Regions from separate parts of the Homo sapiens genome. Here region 1 is linked to region 2. A link is a contact called in ENCODE Hi-C or POLR2A ChIA-PET data. All regions are on one chromosome and are shown on one strand. Each heading gives the region's core, a stretch centred on a gene start or an enhancer-like site at or near the end of the contact. The rest is flanking DNA. Distances are from core to core; before and after follow the strand shown.

Region 1 (6,695 bases), core at 260-2,759, 49 kb after region 2:
CGCGCCACCACGCCTGGCTAATTTTTGTATTTATAGTAGAGATGGGGTTTCACCATATTGGCCAGGCTGGTCTCGAACTCCTGACCTTGTGATCCGCCCACCTCAGCCTCCCAAAGTGCTGGGATTACAGACGTGAGCCACCGCGCCTGGCTTGTTTTTTTTTTTAAATAGACATTCTAGTTGATATGAAGTTGTACTCATTATAGTTTTATTTTCATTTACTTAATGACTAATGATGTTGAGCATCTTTTCATGTCCTTGTTGGCCATTTGTGTGTCTTCTCTGGAGAAATATCTATTCAAGTCCTTTGCTCATTTTTTTTTTTTTGACAAGGTCTCACTCTGTTGCCCAGGCTGGAATGCACAATCATGACTCACTGCAGGCTTGACCTCCCCAGGAACAGGTGATCCTCCCACCTCAGCCTCCAGAGTAGCTAGGACTACAGGCACACGCCACCACACCCAGCTAATTTTTGTTATTTGTTGTAGAGACAGGGTTTTGCCATGTTGCTCAGGCTTAGAAGGCTTTCAAGCACAAAATGTATTACATTAGGATAATGTCTTGGGGGTAGAAATAGAACTATGAAAATAAGAATTCAGAAGAAATAGAACAATGTGAAATTTCTGACTGTTAAAGAAGATTATAATCATGTACTTTAAAAATGAATCATGAGCCCAGCACGGTGGCCCACACCTGTAATCCCAGCACTTTGGGAGGCTGAGGCAGATGAATCACTTGAGGTCAGGAGTTCAAGACCAGCCTGGCCAACATGATGAAACCCCATCTCTACTAAAAATACAAAAATTAGCCAGGCGTGGTGGCGCATGCCTGTAATCCCAGCTACTCGGGAGGCTGAGGCAGGATAATCTCTTGAACCCGGGAGGCAGAGGTTGCAGTGAGCCGAGATCGTGCCACTGCACTCCAGCCTGGGTGACAGAGCAAGCTTCCATCTTAAAAATAAAATAAAAAATAAATAAATAAAATGAATTGGGCTGGGTGTGGTGGCTCATGCCTGTAATCCCAGCACTTTGGGAGACCAAAGCGGGTGGATCACCTGAAGTCAGGAGTTCGAGACCAGCCTGAGCAACAAGGTGAAACCCCGTCTCTACTAAAAATACGAAAATTAGCCAGACGTGGTGGCAGGCACCTGTAGTCCCAGCTACTCGAGAGGTGGAGGCAGGAGAATTGCTGGAACCTGGGAGGCGGAGGTTGCAGTGAGCCGAGATGGCGCCACTGCACTCCAGCCTAGGAGACAGAGGGAGACTCTTGTCTCAAAAAATAAACAAATAAATACATAAAAAAAAAAATAAAATGAATCATGAAGGGAATGGTTAAAAAGTGAAATAAGACTTTTAAAAAAAGATCCATGTTTACAACACACTGGAATGGCATTCTTTTGCAACTAAACATTTGGGGAAAGTTTTAGATAGCAGCATAAAAACATGCAAGGGGTACATAATTTGCAAAATTCTTTTAATGTGAGCAAAAGGGTTTGAAGATTACATGCTTCTTGAAATCAGCATGCACATGAGTCATCTGGAGTTTTAATTCGGAGTCTGAGTCAGTAGGTCTGGGTGGGGCCTGAGATTCTGTGTTTCTTTCTTTTTTTTTTTTTCTCTCTCTTTTTTTTTTGAGACAGAGTCTCGCTCTGTTGCCCAGGCTGGAGTGCAGTGGCACACTGCAGCCTCCGCCTCCCGGGTTCAAGCAATTCTCCTGCCTCAGCCTCCCAAGTAGCTGGGACTACAGGCACATGCCACCACGCCTGGCTAATTTTTGTATTTTTAGTAGAAATGGGGTTTCACCATGTTGGCCAAGCTGGTCTCGCACTCCTGACCTCAGGTGATTTGCCCGCCTCAGCCTCCCAAAGTGCTGAGATTACAGGCATGAGCCACCATGTCTGGCCCTTTTTTTTTTTTTTTTTTTCCAATTTGAGACCGGGTCACTACGTTGCCAAGGCTGGTCTCTAACTCCTGGGCTCAAGCGATCCGCCCACTGCAGTCTCCCAAAGTGCTGGGATTACAGGCGTTGAGCCACCGTGCCTGGCCAGATTCTGCATTTCTACAAGTTCCTGCTGATGCTGATGCTGTCTGTCTGTGGACCACAGTCTGAGTAGCAAGCATCCACATATTCGTAAGAGTGGAGTTGCTGGATGTTGAGGTCTGCACCTGTTCAGCTTCCCTGCTAATGCTAAACTATTTTCTGAAGCAGTTGTACACCAGCCATGAGACTGTTGCTTCTTGGGAAAAAAGATATAAAGGCTTCAAATTTAATGGATATTATTCAGTGCTCCTCTTACTTGAGCTTTCTGCAGTCTGTGACATACTTGACCACACTGTTTGATCCACTGCTTTTCCCTGGTTTCCATGACACCCCTGTATCCAGGCTCCCTTCCTTCTATAATTTCAGTCTGTTCTATAAACCCTCACTCCTTTCCTGTCTTGACCTTTTCCTCTGTTGATGCCTTTGGCCTTCTAGGCCTTTATCTCATTCTCTCTGGGTGGTACCATGTGCTCTTTAGAGATTGGTTACCAGGCCGGGCACGGTGGCTCACACCTGTAATCCGAGCACTTTGGGAGGCTGAGGCAGGTGGATCACCTGAGGTCAGGAGTTCGAGACCAGTCTGGCCAACATGGTGAAACCCTGTCTCTACTGAAAATACAAAAAATTAACCAGGGTGATGGTGTGTGCCTGTAATCCCAGCTACTCAGGAGGCTGAGGCAGGAGAATCGCTTGAACCTGGGAGGCAGAGGCTGCAGTGAGCTGAGATCATATCACTACACTCCAGCCTGAGTGACAGAGCGGGACTCTATCTCAAAAAAGAAAAAAAAAAAAAAAGAGATTGGTTACCACATTGATGACTCTGTGATGGTTAATTTTATGTGTCAGGCCAAGCGCAGTGGCTCACGCCTGTAATCCCAGCACTTTAGGAGGGCAAGGTGGGAGGATTACTTGAGCCCAGGATTTCAAGACCACTCTGGGTAAGATGGTGAAACCCTGTTTCCACAAAAAAAAAAAAAAAAAAAAAAAGATGTGTCAATTTGGCAAGGCTATGGTGCCCTTGGGCACTGTATATATACACATTTGCATTATTATTTATCTTAATGAGATAGACTCTCACTATGTTCTCCAGGCTGAACTTGAACTCCCAGTCTCAAGTGATTCTCCTGCCTCAGCCTCCTGGGTATCTGGGACTACAAGCATGCCACCATGCCTGACTGTAGTCTGGATACTTCAGTGAGGGCATTTTGTAGATAACACTGACATCTTGGCTGGGCACAGTGGCTCACGCCAGTAATTGGAGCACTTTGGGAGGCCAAGGTGGGCAGATCACCTGAGGTGAGGAGTTCGCGACCAGCCTGGCCAACATGGTGAACCGCTATCTCTACTAAAAATACAAAAATTAGCTGGGTGTGGTGGCAGGCACCTGTAATCCCAGCTAGTTGGGAGGCTGAGGCACAAGAATCATTTGAACCTGGAAGGCAGAGGTTACAGTGAGCTGAGACCGTGCCATTGCACTCCAGTCTGGGCAAGTCTGGGCAACAAAAGCGAAACTCCATCTCAAAAAAATAAAACGAAGCAAAGACATTGCCATCTATACTCAGCTGACGTTAAGTAAAGGAGTTTACTCTTTTTTTTTTGAGATGGAGTCTCATTCTGTCACCCTGGCTGGAGTGTAGTGGCGTGATCTCGGCTCACTGCAACCTCCGCCTCCTGGGTGTAAGCAATTCTCCCGCCTCAGGCTCCCGTGTAGCTGGGACTACAGGCACCACACCCGGCTAATTTTTGTATTTTTAGTAGAGACAGGATTTCACTATGTTGGCCAGGCTGGTCTTGAACTCATGACCTCGTGATCTGCCCGCCTTGGCCTCCAGAAGTGCTGGGATTACAGGCATGAGCCACCGTGCCTGGCCCTTTTTTTTTTAAGACGGAATCTCGCTCTGTCACCCAGGCGCGATCTTGGCTCACTGCAACCTGCGATCCGACTCCCTGGTTCAAGTGATTGTCCTGCCTCAGCCTCCCAAGTAGCTGAGATTACAGGCACATGCCAACACGCCCAGTTAAGTTTTGTATTCACCGTGTTTCACTATGTTGGCCAGGATGGTCTCAATCTCATGACCTTGTGATCCGCCTGCCTCGGCCTCTCAAAGTGCTGGGATTTCAGGTGTGAGCCACCACGCCCAGCCAGGAGATTACTCTTGATATTGTGGCCTAAAGAGCAAAGACTTAGGTTTCCCAGAGAAGGAATTCTGCCTCAAGACTGTCACATAGAAATCCTGCCTGAGTGGCCGGGCGCGGTGGCTCACTCCTGTAATCCCAGCACTTTGGGAGGCCGAGGTGGGCGGATCATGAGGTCAGGAGTTCGAGACCAGCCTGGCCAATATGGTGAAACCCCATCTCTACTAAAAATACAAAAATTAGCTGGGCGTAGTGGTGTATGCCTGTAGTCCCAGCTACTTGGGAGGCTGAGGCAGAAGAATCGCTTGAACCTAGGAGGCAGAGGTTGCAGTGAGCCGAGATCGTGCCACTGCACTCCAGCCTGGGCAACAGAGTGAGACTCCGTCTCAAAAAAAAAAAAGAAGACTATAGTTAATGAACAAGCAATCGGCCGGGCGCGGTGGTTCACGCCTGTAATCCCAGCACTGTGGGAGGCCGAGACGGGTGGATCACGAGGTCAGGAGATGGAGACCATCCTGGCTAACACGGTGAAACCCCGTCTCTACTAAAAATACAAAAAAATTAGCCAGGCGTGGTGGCAGGCGCCTGTAGTCCCAGCTACTTGGGAGGCTGAGGCAGGAGAATGGCGTGAACCCGGGAGGCGGAGCTTGCAGTGAGCCAAGATCACACCACTGCACTCCAGCCTGGGCGACAGAGCAAGACTCCATCACAACAACAACAACAACAACAAAAACAATGAACAAGCAGTCATGGTGCAATGTGATAAGACACCCAGGTGTTCTGAGAGTCAGAGGAGGGCTCAGGGGCCCCGTGGTCTATGCCTCAACGTTGGTGCTGGCTTTCCCTTCCTCATTTCTGTGCTTGCTTTTAGCCCCTGTTGTCTTGCCAGGACTCTAAATGTCTCTTAACTGGTCTTCCAGCCCCTACATACTGATTCCAGAATAATATTTCTGAAATGCAAATCAAATCATATCACTTCCTTATCTAAAATTCCATATAGCAAATCGCCTTACAAGCTGTAAATGCTGTTTCTTCCATAAGGCATTCTCTCCTTCCTCCCTGGTCTAGTGTCATTGTGGCCTTCCTTCCCTCCCCAGCCCTGAAAGGTCCTGAACTTGCAGTTCCTTTAATGCGCTCTGGGGTTTCATTGCTCACCTGGATGCTTGCATCTCTTCCTTGTCAGGTAAACACTCATCTTTTAAGGCTATCTCAAGTTCATTGATGAAACCTTTCTGATCTTCTAGAGAGACCTAATATTCCCCTGTTTGTGTCCCTGTGAACTTTATATGGACTCCTATCTCAGCTTGTATCAGTCAGGATGGCTACATCATGCTGCAGTAACAAACAACCCTGGAATCTCAGTAGCTTAACACAACAGTTTTATTTCTCACTATTGCTCTCTGTTGGGTCAGTAGGAGTGTTAGAGTCTCTGATCATCATAGTCACTCAGGCATCCAGATCAAAGGAGGCTCCATCAAAAGAGGGTGCTGGAGTGTCTTGTGTTACATTGGCAGTTAAATACTTGTGCCTGACAGTAACAACACATGTGACTTCTGCTCTTATTTCACTGGCCAAAGCAAGCCAGTTAGGCCTCTTGCAGTGGCCTAACTTCAGGAGGGCTGAGGAATTCCATCCTATCATGTGCCTGGAAGGCAGAAAACGGGAAAATTCATGAAGAGCCTCAATGGCTGCCTCAACTCGGTGTAGCGCTGACTGGCTCACATATCTCTCTCCCACTGGACAGTGGGGGAACCAAACGTGTCACAGCGTTCCTACCCTTTAGCAGTTTGTGCTCCAGGAATGTGGAGAGACCAGTATATGGATGGATTATAACTCTGTGTTAATGTTACAGTCTGGGTTTGCTGGCGTGGAAGGAGTTTGTGGAAGAAGGGCAGTAGTTTATAGGGAGAGGAGGATGGAAAGGGATGATCTTAATTTTGGTGACCCTGACAGCAGAGCTTGAGACAGGACTTGGCCATAGGTAGTTAATTTAGGTGATCCCAGAAAGCAGAAGCGAGGCTATAGGGAGTGTGAGATCCTGAAGGAGGAAAGGCCAGTTTAAGAGAATGATGTTGGCCGGGTATGGTGGCTCACGCCTGTAATCCCAGCACTTTGGGAGGCTGAGGTGGGTGGATCACCTGAGGTCAGGAGTTCGAGACCAGCCTGGCCAACACGACGAAACCCTGTCTCTACTAAAATTGCAAAAATTAGCCTGGCGTGGTGGCATGTGCCTGTCATCCCAGCTATTTGGGAGGCTGAGGCAGGAGAATTGCTTGAACCTGGGAGGCGGAGGTTGCGGTGAGCAGAGATTGCACCATTGCACTCCAGCCTGGGCAACAGAGTGAGACTCCGTCTCAAAAAAAAAAAAAAAAAAAAGAGTGATGTCACTGTTGTGTGCAGTGGAGTTCGATTCCCCCAGGCCCTCCTGAGGAGAGAGCTGAATGTCTCCAGACGCTTTCCACCTGAAGGACAGGAGGCAGGAGCATCTGTCTACTGCTTCCCACTCTGCAATAATTGCA
Region 2 (3,297 bases), core at 570-3,069:
CAATGGCAGAGTTCCCTCTTCTCCTGATAATGTGTTCCTACCAGGATGCCCTGTCTTTCAAGGAATCCCACCCAAGCCAGAAAATCTGACTTCAGAGAATCTTCCCCTTGGAAAGGAGTCCATTTGGGGGTATCCCTCAGACTCTCCACAAGGCAGCCCCCTCCACCTATCTCCTAGGACAGAGACCTGAATACCAGAGCCCGGTCCAGGGGCAAACACTTCAGTGCCAATATCCAGGGAGAGATTCCGGGGTGTGCTCCAGGAAACACCATCATCCTTGCTCCATACCAACATGGTAGAGGCCACCTGGCAGCCGGCCTTGTGAGCACAAAGGGAGTAGAAAAGAAATACTACTCCTGTCTCAACATCGCTCACTACTGCCCCAAGGTTCAGCCCATCGGGGACATCCCCATCATTGACAATGAACGCTGTAGGAGACCATGTGCTGCCTGAAAAAAATTGGAGGAAGAAACCCAGAGTGAGCACTCTGCAGGTACCCTTTCTACCACTTCCCGTTAATTTCCCACCTTCTGCTAGGGACCTCAGGCCTTCCGATGGTCCCAGGGTGCAATCCAACACTTGCACTATCTATACCTCTTGTCCTGTTTTATTTTTCTCCATTGCATTTATCACCTTGCAACAGACAAAAAAGTTTACTTGTTTATTATGCTTGTCTGTCTCCTTCCAGTACAATTTAAATCCTGAGGGCAGAGATTTTTGATCTGTTTTGTTCGTGGCTATATTCATGAAACCTAAAATAGTGCCTGGTATAGGTATATAGTACCCAATAAATGTTTGCTAAGTGAATGTCCAACTCCTTGGTGATCCCAATTTCCAGATCACTGTCCTAGACACTTGCCCTTCTCGGGTTCCCTCTACCCCTCAGGGACTCAGGCAACCAACCCTCTAAGTTCCCCTATCCTCAGGGCCCTTGGGCTCATTGGGCTGCCCACCCATCCAACCTAGCACCGGCTCTTTCACCCAGACATCTTTATACCCTGGTCCATGGACCTCCGCAGGGCGATGAACTTGGCCCCCTCATCGGATGAGGACATTTTCCTCGCCTCAGCAAAGGCGAGAAGAGTGCCCCGCGGAGTGGCTGTGATGAGCGGGATGCGGAAGGTGTCCACTGAGCCGATCTGTCTCCCGCTCACCCACAGCAGTTGCTCCATGGTCACCAGCGGCTGCACCTGTCATGGGAGGAGGAAGGGTCAACAAAGACAAACTTGTCTTGGGGGTTTTAGGAACCCACGTTCCGATGGGAGAGGGAGGATCTAATGGGGATCCCGAGTAGGGGATGGGGTCCCAGAACAAGAAAGAGGAACACGAAGGGGAGTTTGGAGCGAAGCTGGAGGCTCGGAGCAGGGGAGGGTCTACGAAAGGAGAAGGCGCCTTCAGGGAGGGAAGGGGACCCCAAAAGAGGAAGGGGCTCGAATGAGGAGAAGGACGGGGACCCGGAGAGGGAGAGGGGCTGGGAGCGGTAGGAGGAAACGGGGTCTGGGAGAAAGAAAAGGGTCCTGTCGCGGAAAGTCGGCTCAGCCGCCCGCGTTCCGGGGGACACTAGGTGTCGATCACCTGCGCGGGTCGGGGATGGGGCTATGCAAAGGGTGACTCACCAGACCGAAGTCGTTCTCAGCCTTGGACCAGGAGGCTGCCAGAGACAGCAGCAGGAAGATCGCGGCAAACACCCAAACCCTACAGCCTCCCCAGAAGCCCAGAATCCGCGGCCCCCAGCGTCTGTCCGGGAGCGCCGTGCTGGGTCGCTCCCCAGTCATCTCTCCCCGCAGCTGCCGCGACCCTGGCAGCTAGACTCCACAGAGTCGGGAGTCAGCTGACCCGGACCCTTTAAAGCGCAGATGTCACCCTTAAGCCCGCCCCGGTCTGGAGGCCCCGCCGCGCTTCCCGGACTCTAATTGGTCTTCAAGTAGCTCATCTCCTCCCACGTGATCACGCAGCATCTCGAAGCTTGCCCTTCCGATTGGCCCTCTTGGAGGCCCTCTTGGAGGCCCGGAGCGCGTGACCCGAACGGGAAGCGGACTGGCTGGGGTGAAGAAGGGACTGGCACCATCCTTATTGGGCTTTTTGATTGGCCGCGGCACCAGGACACGTCACAGGGGCGGGGCCGATTTTAAAGAGCCGGGCGCGGAAAAAAAAAGGCCGCCTGTCGTCGTGGAGAGAATGAGTCACAGATTTACTGAGTTAACAAAATATCTTTAATAAAATCTTTTTGTTTGTTTGTTTTGTTTTGGAGACAGAGTCTGTCACCCAGGTTGGAGTGCAGTGGCGCGATCTCGGCTCACTGCAACCTCTGCCTCCCGGGTTCAAGCGATTCTCCTGCCTCAGCCTCCCGAGTAGCTGGGATGACAGGTGCATGCCACCACTCTCGGCTAATTTTTGTATTTTTAATAGAGACGGAGGTTTCACCATGTTGGCCAGGCTGGTCTCGAACTCCTGACTCAGGTGATCCGCCCGCCTCAGCCTCTCAAAGTGTTGGATTACAGGCGTGAGCCACGGCGCCTGGCCTAAAACCTTTTTTTACCACAAAATGGAGACCTGTAAGGCGAAGTGAGGTTGGATGGCTGGACGGTGGGGGTGGGGTGCAGTCCTGGATCAGGGCCGGAGCTGTCACTTCTTCCTCTTCTTGTTGTCCGGGGGCGCCTCGTTCTTCTTGCCCAGAATCTTTAGAAGGCTCTTGGACATGTAGTAGGGCCGGTCCAGGGAGCCGTTGTTCCGCTCCAGGTCTTCCACTGAGCCGCAACAGAGACCGGTTAGAGCGGACCCTGGGGCCAGGAAATCGGGGACTGGGAGGCAAGCTGCCTGCGGGATTTGGAATCCAAGCTGCACCACCACCCTTACCCCCGGGCAGGTTATGTAATCTCAGTTTCCTCCTGTGAAGTGGGGTCGGGAATATTATGTTGCATAGAGCGATGATAAGAATTAGCGGAAAAAATGCATGTCAGTCGCTTAGGAGGAGACTGGCAAACCCTGAATGGATGCATGCTGTAGAGTAAGAAAATCCCCTGCCGCTACAGCCACCTGCTGGGAAGTCTCTCTAATGGCTCTTTTTTTTTTTTAATCTTTTTTCTTTGTTTTGAGACGGAGTCTTGCTGTCGCCCAAGCTGAAGTGCAGTAGCGCAATCTCGGCTCGCTGCAACCTCCGCCTCCTGAGTTCAAGCGATTCTCCTGCTTCAGCCTCCCAAGTGGCTGGGATTACAGGCGCCCGCCACCGCGCCCAGCTAATTTTTTGTATTTTTAGTAGAGAGGGGTTTCACCATGTGGGCCAGGCTGGTCTCGAAC

What was found. Hi-C counts contacts between places; a loop is a spot of excess contacts on that map. ChIA-PET counts read pairs that join two places held with the same protein, here RNA polymerase II (POLR2A). Pooled maps may share reads with other maps.
Region 1: a pooled map shows a loop between it and region 2 (10-fold over the local background). The contact joins the enhancer-like site here to the promoter of NEU1 in region 2. A Hi-C loop is called at or near these places in 5 of 168 maps with a recorded cell type or tissue (GM12878, endothelial cell of umbilical vein, heart right ventricle and 2 more), 2 of 37 single-sample maps with no recorded cell type and 19 of 50 pooled maps. POLR2A ChIA-PET finds 5 or more read pairs at or near these places in 24 of 52 experiments (AG04449, CD4-positive, alpha-beta T cell, CD4-positive, alpha-beta memory T cell and 18 more).

The regions. Positions count from the first base shown.
Region 1 is chr6:31,910,027-31,916,721 of GRCh38, forward strand. It overlaps a transcript of C2 not described here. Among named protein-coding and RNA genes, the nearest start is that of ZBTB12, 11 kb to the left of the region's middle. Within about 2 kb of position 1,510, at least 4 of the 41 ENCODE cell types and tissues checked have a DNase peak (open chromatin) inside an H3K27ac peak, as active enhancers do.
Region 2 is chr6:31,861,002-31,864,298 of GRCh38, forward strand. It overlaps NEU1 (neuraminidase 1), which reads right to left and starts at 1,820. Exons shown (of 6, transcript NM_000434.4): 1 at 1,617-1,820; 2 at 998-1,190; 3 at 187-449. The coding sequence starts at 1,775. SLC44A4 (solute carrier family 44 member 4) reads right to left here. Exons shown (of 21, transcript NM_025257.3): 21 at 2,191-2,747. The coding sequence ends at 2,626. RefSeq lists enhancers at 2,001-2,626, 2,627-3,250, 3,251-3,297.